3 separate regions of the Homo sapiens genome follow, and all the other regions are linked to region 2. A link is a contact called in ENCODE Hi-C or POLR2A ChIA-PET data. All regions are on one chromosome and are shown on one strand. The core of a region is the stretch at or near the end of the contact, and the rest is flanking DNA. Distances in the headings are between cores, read along the strand shown. Region 1 overlaps STK39 (serine/threonine kinase 39). Region 2 overlaps CERS6 (ceramide synthase 6). Region 3 overlaps STK39 (serine/threonine kinase 39).

Region 1 (2,700 bases), core at 126-2,625, 270 kb before region 2:
TTATTTTATCAATTGCATTTTTAGGTACTTTGCGTGATGGAAGAAAGAACGAGAGGAGTAGTAAGAGGGTATTTTTAGAAGATTCCTCATCTCCTCATATCTTCTGAGCCTTTTTACCAATGTAGTAGCATTAATTATTTTGAAGACACATAAAAAGTGGTTTGGAAAGTAAGCATTTCCATTCATGATTTCCCTGTATGTGAAATGTTTAAGTGCTTAAGCTACCATAAGATTAATCCCTTTTTAACACCACAAATAAAACCAGTTAGAGGATAAATAGGTAAAAAGTAATCACTAAAATATAAGGTTTGAAAAGAGAACTTTTATCTATCTTAATTACCCTATAGGAGGTGCTTAACTAATGTTTATTGCATGACGGTGAATTCTCTAGTCAGTGAATTCTCAATTAGCCATACCAATGGAGGGGTACACTGATGTGGAAAATATAAATAACAAGAGACTTCACACATTGAGTTCTTTCCATGTAAAACAGAGACAATAATACCTGTCCATTGGGTTGTTGTATGGACTAAATGAGCTAAATATGAAATGCATTTAGCCCAGGAGCTGACAAGTAATAACAACTCCTCAGTGCTAACTGCTATTATCATAATCATCATTGTCATTTACTATGTATTGCACATTCATGATCTTTAATCCTTAAAACAACTCTGCAAGGCCAATATGATGGTCCAGATTTGGTGCTGAAACACCACAAAACACACTGAGCCAAGTAACTGGCTCTCAGTCATAAAGCTAGCAAATGATGCCACTGGGCTCTGAACCAGGGTCTGCCTGGAGTTTCCTCCAATTGCCAAGTGATGCTACTTTAAAAATAGGGACCTTTCTTCTAGAAATTCACTTCTTGGCCAGGCGCAGTGGCTCATGCCTATAATCTCAGCACTTTGGGAGGCTGAGGTAGGCAGATCACTTGAGGTCAGGAGTTCAAGACCAGCCTGGCCAACATGGTGAAACCCCGTCTTTACTAAAAATACTAAAAAATTAGCCGGGTGTGGTGGCACGTGACTGTAATCCCAGCTAATCGGGAGGGCGAGGCAGGAGAATTGCTTGAACCAGGAGGCAGAAGTTGTGGTGAGCCGAGATTGCGCCACTGCACTCCAGTCTGGGTGACAGAGTGAGACTCCGTCTCAAAAAAAAAAAAAAAAAAAGAAAAGAAAATTCACTTCTTATCCTGAAGTTTGAGAATCATAAAGCTAGGTCAGACAGCAAAAGTGAAGGAGGCAAAGAGGACCATAGCAAGGGTGACAGCTTTGCAAACAGCCAAGACTAGGTTCAGATCCAGCTGCGTGACCTTCAACTGACTGTGATCATCCAAGTCTCTGCCTCCTGATTTGTAAAACTGAGATAATCACACCAACCCTCGCAGGAATGAGGAACGGATCAGGCATCAAGTATGCTGAGTAATTGGTCCAGTCCTTGGCACACGGCAGGTGCTCCATAAATGTTTGTATCAGAATTATCTGGTCGACTTGAATTGCTTTTAAAAGTCCTCCTGGTATGGAGGAAAAAATCCCTCCCAGAATTTTGACTTTGAATATTTTTTCTAAAGGTTGCTCTACCTCAAAACGTAAAGTAAAATTCTCCCCAGAGTCAAATTACTTCTATTACACATAATTTTTCTTTTGTCATGTATTACTTTACACACATAAACACACAAATATATCTTTTGCCTCTGTAAACATAAAGAAAAAAAGATTATATATAGTCATATGTTCTATATATAATCATATTCACATAAACTTTGGCACTTATAAGGGGAGAAAGAAAAGAGTAATGAAAATTAAACCAAAATAGAAAAGAATAGGAAATTCTTAAACTAAAAAAACAAACAACAAAAAAAAATCGCTTTCTTAGAGCACTGTTATGCTACAAGATAACTGATGAAGAGGCTCTATACATACATATGTACTGATAATAATGCTGATAATAATGCTTATAAAGACCCATCAGCATTCAAATAAAAAAGGATAAACAAGGGGACACAGTCAAAGGGAATATGGTTCAACTGTTTATTTAAATCTGGTAATCAGATAAACCATCAATCTATAACAAAATAACAGTAGGAAAATTCATTTCATTATTGCATGAAATGAAAACCAAAAGAAAGCGCATTTACAAATGCACACTAAGCCAGGCATTAGGTGATTTTCAACTCCTCACCAAAGCAATCAAATAGAGATTAACATACCTGTCAGCTGAAACCAGGCTGTCAAAATGAAAGCCTTAAATTACACATGTCCTTAACAAAAAGGATTTAAGAGATTTTTCTCCTAACTAATAAGGAGCACTGCATAGTTTTTAATAAAACAATAATGTTTAATTTTGCTTATGTGCTAAAAAGGCATTTTTAAGGAGATTAAAACGCAGATTCAAGACCACCAGAAGAAACTTTCCAACATGAAATCAGACCATTTGGTCATCTCTTCTGAGTACGTTGTTCATTTGTCTTTTACCCAGCAACAATTCCTGCAAAATGATAATCAAAACAGCCTTTTGGTAAACAGGAGCTTAAACACTGTCTCTCAAATCAGATTACATTTCAAGTGATCTGAAACTAAGACAGCACTTCATGAACATGGTTCTCATTTTAAAAAGTCACAGGGAAACTGCCCTTTGAGGTTCTGAGGGACACAGACACCAAAGTTTAGGACTCAGCAGTTCATGATCACTGACATATCC
Region 2 (2,700 bases), core at 76-2,575:
ATTGTGAATACTTTATTTTTGCTTTTAAGCAGTTGACTAAGTGTGACTATTTTTGAGCTTATTCTGTTTGGGGTTTGTGAACTTCTTGCATTTGTAAATTTGTGTCTTTTAATGAGTGGGAAGTTTTGGGCTATTATTTCTTCAAATAGTTTCTCCACCAATTTTTTTTTTTTTTTTTCTGGAAAACCAGTGACATGAATGCTAGAACTTTGTGATATTTTCCTGCAGGTCTTTGAGGCTCAGCTCATTTGTCTCAACAAATTTTTTTTTCTTTGTTCCTCATATTGGATCATTTCACTGACTCTTCAAGTTCACTTACTCTTTCTTCGGTTATATATATATTTTGACTTGAGCTATCCCATGAATTTATTTCAGATATTATATTTTTATTTCCACAATATGCACTTGTTTTTCTAGTTTTAATTTTTCTGTTGAGAACTTCTGTCTTTCCATTCATTCCATATCACCATGGAGGATATTTATAATATTTGTCCTTTGGGTTTCTCAGAGTTGGAATCTGATTGCTTTTTTCCCTAAGAACTGATCATATTTTCCTAGTTCTTCGTATGTGGAATGATGTTGGATTGTATCCTGGACATTGTGTATGTTATGTGGTATAGATTCTGGGTCCTGTTCTAATCTTCTAAATAATGTTGATCTTTTAAAATTTCTTTTAGCAGGCAATAAACCCAGCTAGATTCAGGTTATATTTCTGTCTCACCTTCTTGTGGCAAGTGGTACTAATCTCAGTTCAGGTTTCAAAGCCTTTGTGATGCAACTCTGGGTCTGTCCCGTGTGTGCCTCTCAGGGGCAGTGGTTTCTAGACTTAGTTCAGTTCTTATAGCTGTTGCTATACTGTTCTAGATCTGTGTCATGCATGCACAGCTTAGGGTGAAGCCAGGAATTGTGCTGATTCATGTTCAGAATTAGGGGATTCGCTTCTCCATTTTCTTTCTCTCCGTGATTCCCCCATCCTCTTTGGCCTGTGAGGGCTCCTTTTCCAGGTTCCTGTGGTCATAAAGACTGGGTTTCCTGGAGTATGAGTGGCTCAGGCTGCTGTCCTGCTGCTCTGCTGTATAGTGGGGCTCTGTGACTGGGTCCTGCTCCAGGACATAGCTGCCAGAATAAAAGAAAAAACAAAACCAAACAAAACAAAACTGGAAACTCATCTCCTTGTAGATCATTTCTTTACATTTGACTCCTCCAGAATTCACCTTGTTAACATTTCAGTCCTCAGTTGTTGCTCTTTGTATTATTTTGGTAGCTGTTGAGTATCGAGCACATGCTTCTGCTAAGTTTACAGGATATGACTTTTCTCACTCAGGTCACAACCCATACTTCCCTTTGTTGCTCATCTCTGTCCCAGGCACTCAGCTCTTTTTGTGGCCAGAGCTTTTAGTTTTAAAAAGCGAGAGAGAGAGAGAGGCTCTACTGGGCTTACTATCAGAGAGGAACTGGGGCTCCCTGCTTTTCTTTTGTTTCTGCTTTACAAAGTACGTCTATACCTCAAAGGAGAGAATATATGATGATAGTGTGTATAATGTCAACAGACCTTCCCCGCAGAGTTTGCAAAGAAGATCCATATTTTGCTACCAAGTGACACTTTGACATCGGGCTAACTTAAAACAGCAATTTTCTTCTTTTCACTGTTTTGTGAGATGTACTTTGTATTCATACTTTGGGGAGGCAGGTAACATTTTCTGAGGGGAAAAACGAAAGTCCCAAAAGAACTGGGAAGCCTAGAAGCAAGGAGTGCCAAAGAGGTGAGGGAAGAGCCTCATTGTCTGCAGGCAGTTGACAGTCACGCTGAGGATGGAGTCTGTGACCTGGCTCCAGCAAACTGCCATTGTCAGCTTCTCTTTCCAAATGACTGTTTGAAAGAAAACAGGGTTACCACATCTGCAAAAGAAGAATATGAGGAAGGAAAGAGGATTAGGTTAAAAATACTTAAAACTAAGGAGTGCTTCTTCCTTTGTTCATATAGGGCTTTGCGCCCATGTTTGGCTGTTTTTCATTAAAAGCAGTCTTAGTTTTTACTTTGAACTTAATCATTTCCAAGTGACAGTCTTGGCTTCTTTATATTTGACTTTATATTTAGGAGTCAGCAAAACAACTGTAATCCTGCCACTTATCATATTAGTATATTTTCTGTGCTATTTGTTCTTTTCTAATCTTTGTTTTTTTTTCAATAATGAAAGTGATAAATGCTTATTGTAAATACTTTAAACAATAGGAAAGTAGACACAGTAAGAAAGTAGAAACTGACTCCTTAGGGTTAACTATGGAACTATGGTTAATAGTGTTCAAGTTTTCTAGCTTCTCTTTTTTTTAAAAATTATACTTTAAGCTCTGGGATACATGTGCAGAACGTGTAGGTTTGTTACATAGGTATACACGTGCCATGGTGGTTTGCTGCACCCATCAACTCATTAGGTATTTCTCCTAATGCTATCGCCTCCCCTAGCCCCTCACCCCCCAACAGGCCCAGTGTGTGTTTCCCTCCCTGTGTCCATGTGTTCTCATTGTTCAGCTGCCACTTACGAGTGAGAACATGTGGTGTTTGGTTTTCTGTTCCTGTGTTAGTTTGCTGACAATAATGGTTTCCAGCTTCATCCATGTCCCTACAAAGGACATGAACTTATCCTTTTTTATGGCTGCATAGTATTCCATGGTGTATATGTGCCACATTTTCTTTATCCA
Region 3 (2,700 bases), core at 186-2,685, 300 kb before region 2:
AACTTCCCTAAATTATCCCCGAAGGGGCCAGGTACCCACCTCCTAATAAGGGAATCGAGTTTAGGCCCCCATGGAAGGAACTGGAAAGGAGGCCTGAAGCATGGAAAAGCAGATGCCTCGGCGTCAGGGACAAGAGGTGCCAGCCTGGGAAGGGTCTCGCCCGCCTGCAAGCATCCAGAAGGAGCAGATCCACTCCAAAGAATAATAATTCAGAAATGTATGTGTATCGGGCTATTCAAAAATGAAGATTTGGCCTAGCATGGTGACTCATGCCTGTAATCCCAGCACTTTGGGAGGCCGACATAGGCAGATCACTTGAGGTCAGGAGTTCAAGACCAGCCTGGCCAATACAGCGAAACCCCTTCTCTATTTAAAAAATAAAAATAAAAATTAGCTGGGCATGGTGGTGCAGGCATGTAGTCTCAGCTACTCGGAAGGCAGAGGTGGGAGGATAGCTTGAACTTGGGTGGCAGAGGTTGCAGTGAGCCAAGATCACGCCACTGCACTCCAGCCTGGGCAACAGAGCGAGACTCTGTCTCAAAATAAATTAATTAATTAAAGTAAAATAAAAACAAAAATGAAGATTCAACATTCCCTCTATCTCATAACATGTAAGTTTATTATTTGATTTTTTGGGTGGGTTTTTCAGAAATTCACTACAAATGAAAGATGAAGACAATGCCTGCCTTAGTAGAAATTAGTACAAAAGGCATAATTAAATTTCAGAATTATTTCCAGCACCTAGGATTGAAATTAAGTTGGACTTTATTTATCTGGAAATTTATTTTATTAATCCAGAAAACATGATACCTCAAACATTATGGGTAAAGATATAAACAAAGCTGAACAGCCAGCTGATTGCATCTGCTGTTATTCAACTTATGTTGAGCCTCCAGTCATACTCACATTAAATAAACTTTATAACGCTATGTCTAAATTCAACCTATACAAGTTACTGGGTATGATATTATAAGAAAGAAAACCATTACAAGTATTGATTTTTTTTTAATTGAAACTACTTTCTCACAGCCTGAGGCCCAGGTCCCCAGATGTATGACACATCTCTAACTAGAAGCAGATGGAGAGCTGCTTAGGATAGCATGAGTTTCAATATGACTTACAGTCACACATTTACATTTTTTTTAACAGCTAGGCTGATTAGATTGATAAGTACTTGTTAAATTGACATTTTCACAGATGAACTTTATTTCCTCTCTCTTTCATTTACTCAAATGATAGGAAGTATTCACTTTTACATCCTCGTTGTCAAGTTTTTGTAACTAACGTTTCTACCTTGAACTCTAAGCTCTCAGAAGACATAACCTGGGCAACAAAATGAGACCCCGTCCCTACAAAAATTTTTTTAAAAATTAGCCAGGCATGGTGGCACATACCTGTAGTCCTAGCTACTTGGAAGGCTGTGGTGGGAAGATCGCTTGAGCAGAGGAAGTTGAGGTTGCAGTGAGCCACGATGGCACTACTGCACTCCAGCCTGGGCAACAGAGCAAGACCATGTCTCAAAACAAAACCACCAAAAGACAGTTACCTACCATTGATTTGCCTCATTTGCTGCCAAGATAATTCTCCTGCACATAATTTAATAAAGTCTGGTCGGTGGCCATGCTTTTCAGTTTCAACTCTAAGCTGTAGCCTACTAGCTACAGTATGTGAATGAAAATCCTGTAAAAGCCCAAAATTCAGATTCAATCTCTGTAAAAGCCCAAGATTCAGATTCAGTCTCCTGATGTGTCAATTAGCTGCACTTTGTTACATGCCAAAGATAATACTTAAGTCCATCCAGTTAGAGTAACAAGAACAAAATGAATGGATGAGTGTAAGAATTCCACCACTATTGGCTGCGCGAGGTGGCTCACGCCTGTAATCTCAGCACTTTGGGAGGCCTAGGTCGGTAGATCATCTGAGGTCAAGAGTTCAAGACCAGCCTGGCCAACACGGCAAAACCCCATCTCTACTAAAAATCAAAAAATTAGATGGGCGTGGTGGCGGGCACCTGTAATCCCAGCTACTCAGGAGGCTGAGGCAGGAGAATTGCTTGAACCTGGGAGGTGGAGATTGCAGTGGGCCAAGATCGTGCCATTGCACTCCAGCCTGGGCTACAAGAGCAAAACTCCATTTCAAAAGGAAAAGAAAGGAATTCTACCACTATAAATGGGAATGGAGTGGGAAGAAGTTATCAAACACATATGATCTACTGATTATGTGTAATAATTATAATAATGCCTTCCTCACACTAAGAATAATAGCATCTTGGAGTTGCAAAGAACCTCAATTTATGGTTTACATGATCACCTCAATTTACATCTTATACAATAATGAAGAATATGTACTTGTTTATTCATTGAACATATTTCACTGAGCTTCTAGTATGTGCCATGTGCTATTTAGGGTGGTAGAAAGGAAGCTCAGAGCAAAAAGTATCTGCCTTCCTAGAGTTTACATTTTATGTGAGAGGGGATATGGATTTAAAAGTATCATAAATGGCTGGGTGTGGTGGCTCACGCCTGTAATCCCAACACTTTGGGAGGCCAAGGCAGGTGAATCACCTGAGGTCAGGAGTTCAAGACCAGGCTGGCCAACATGGTGAAACACCATCTCTACTAAAAATACAAAAAATTAGCAGGGCGGATGCCTGTAATCCCAGCTACTCGGGAGGCTGAGGCAGAAGAATTGCTTGAACCT

The links. Hi-C counts contacts between places; a loop is a spot of excess contacts on that map. ChIA-PET counts read pairs that join two places held with the same protein, here RNA polymerase II (POLR2A). Pooled maps may share reads with other maps.
Region 1: a pooled map shows a loop between it and region 2 (5-fold over the local background). The contact joins two enhancer-like sites. A Hi-C loop is called at or near these places in 2 of 37 single-sample maps with no recorded cell type and 10 of 50 pooled maps. POLR2A ChIA-PET finds 5 or more read pairs at or near these places in 3 of 52 experiments (activated CD4-positive, alpha-beta T cell, activated CD4-positive, alpha-beta memory T cell and activated T-cell).
Region 3: a pooled map shows a loop between it and region 2 (7-fold over the local background). The contact joins two enhancer-like sites. A Hi-C loop is called at or near these places in 10 of 50 pooled maps. POLR2A ChIA-PET finds 5 or more read pairs at or near these places in 2 of 52 experiments (activated CD4-positive, alpha-beta memory T cell and activated T-cell).

Annotation. Positions count from the first base shown.
Region 1 is chr2:168,222,361-168,225,060 of GRCh38, forward strand. The region is part of intron 1 of STK39 (serine/threonine kinase 39); the gene reads right to left. Among named protein-coding and RNA genes, the nearest start is that of STK39, 24 kb to the right of the region's middle. Within about 2 kb of position 1,376, at least 2 of the 41 ENCODE cell types and tissues checked have a DNase peak (open chromatin) inside an H3K27ac peak, as active enhancers do.
Region 2 is chr2:168,489,311-168,492,010 of GRCh38, forward strand. All of the region lies in intron 1 of CERS6 (ceramide synthase 6), which reads left to right. Among named protein-coding and RNA genes, the nearest start is that of CERS6, 34 kb to the left of the region's middle. RefSeq lists an enhancer at 876-1,265. Within about 2 kb of position 1,326, at least 9 of the 41 ENCODE cell types and tissues checked have a DNase peak (open chromatin) inside an H3K27ac peak, as active enhancers do.
Region 3 is chr2:168,193,881-168,196,580 of GRCh38, forward strand. The region is part of intron 1 of STK39 (serine/threonine kinase 39); the gene reads right to left. Among named protein-coding and RNA genes, the nearest start is that of STK39, 52 kb to the right of the region's middle. Within about 2 kb of position 1,436, at least 9 of the 41 ENCODE cell types and tissues checked have a DNase peak (open chromatin) inside an H3K27ac peak, as active enhancers do.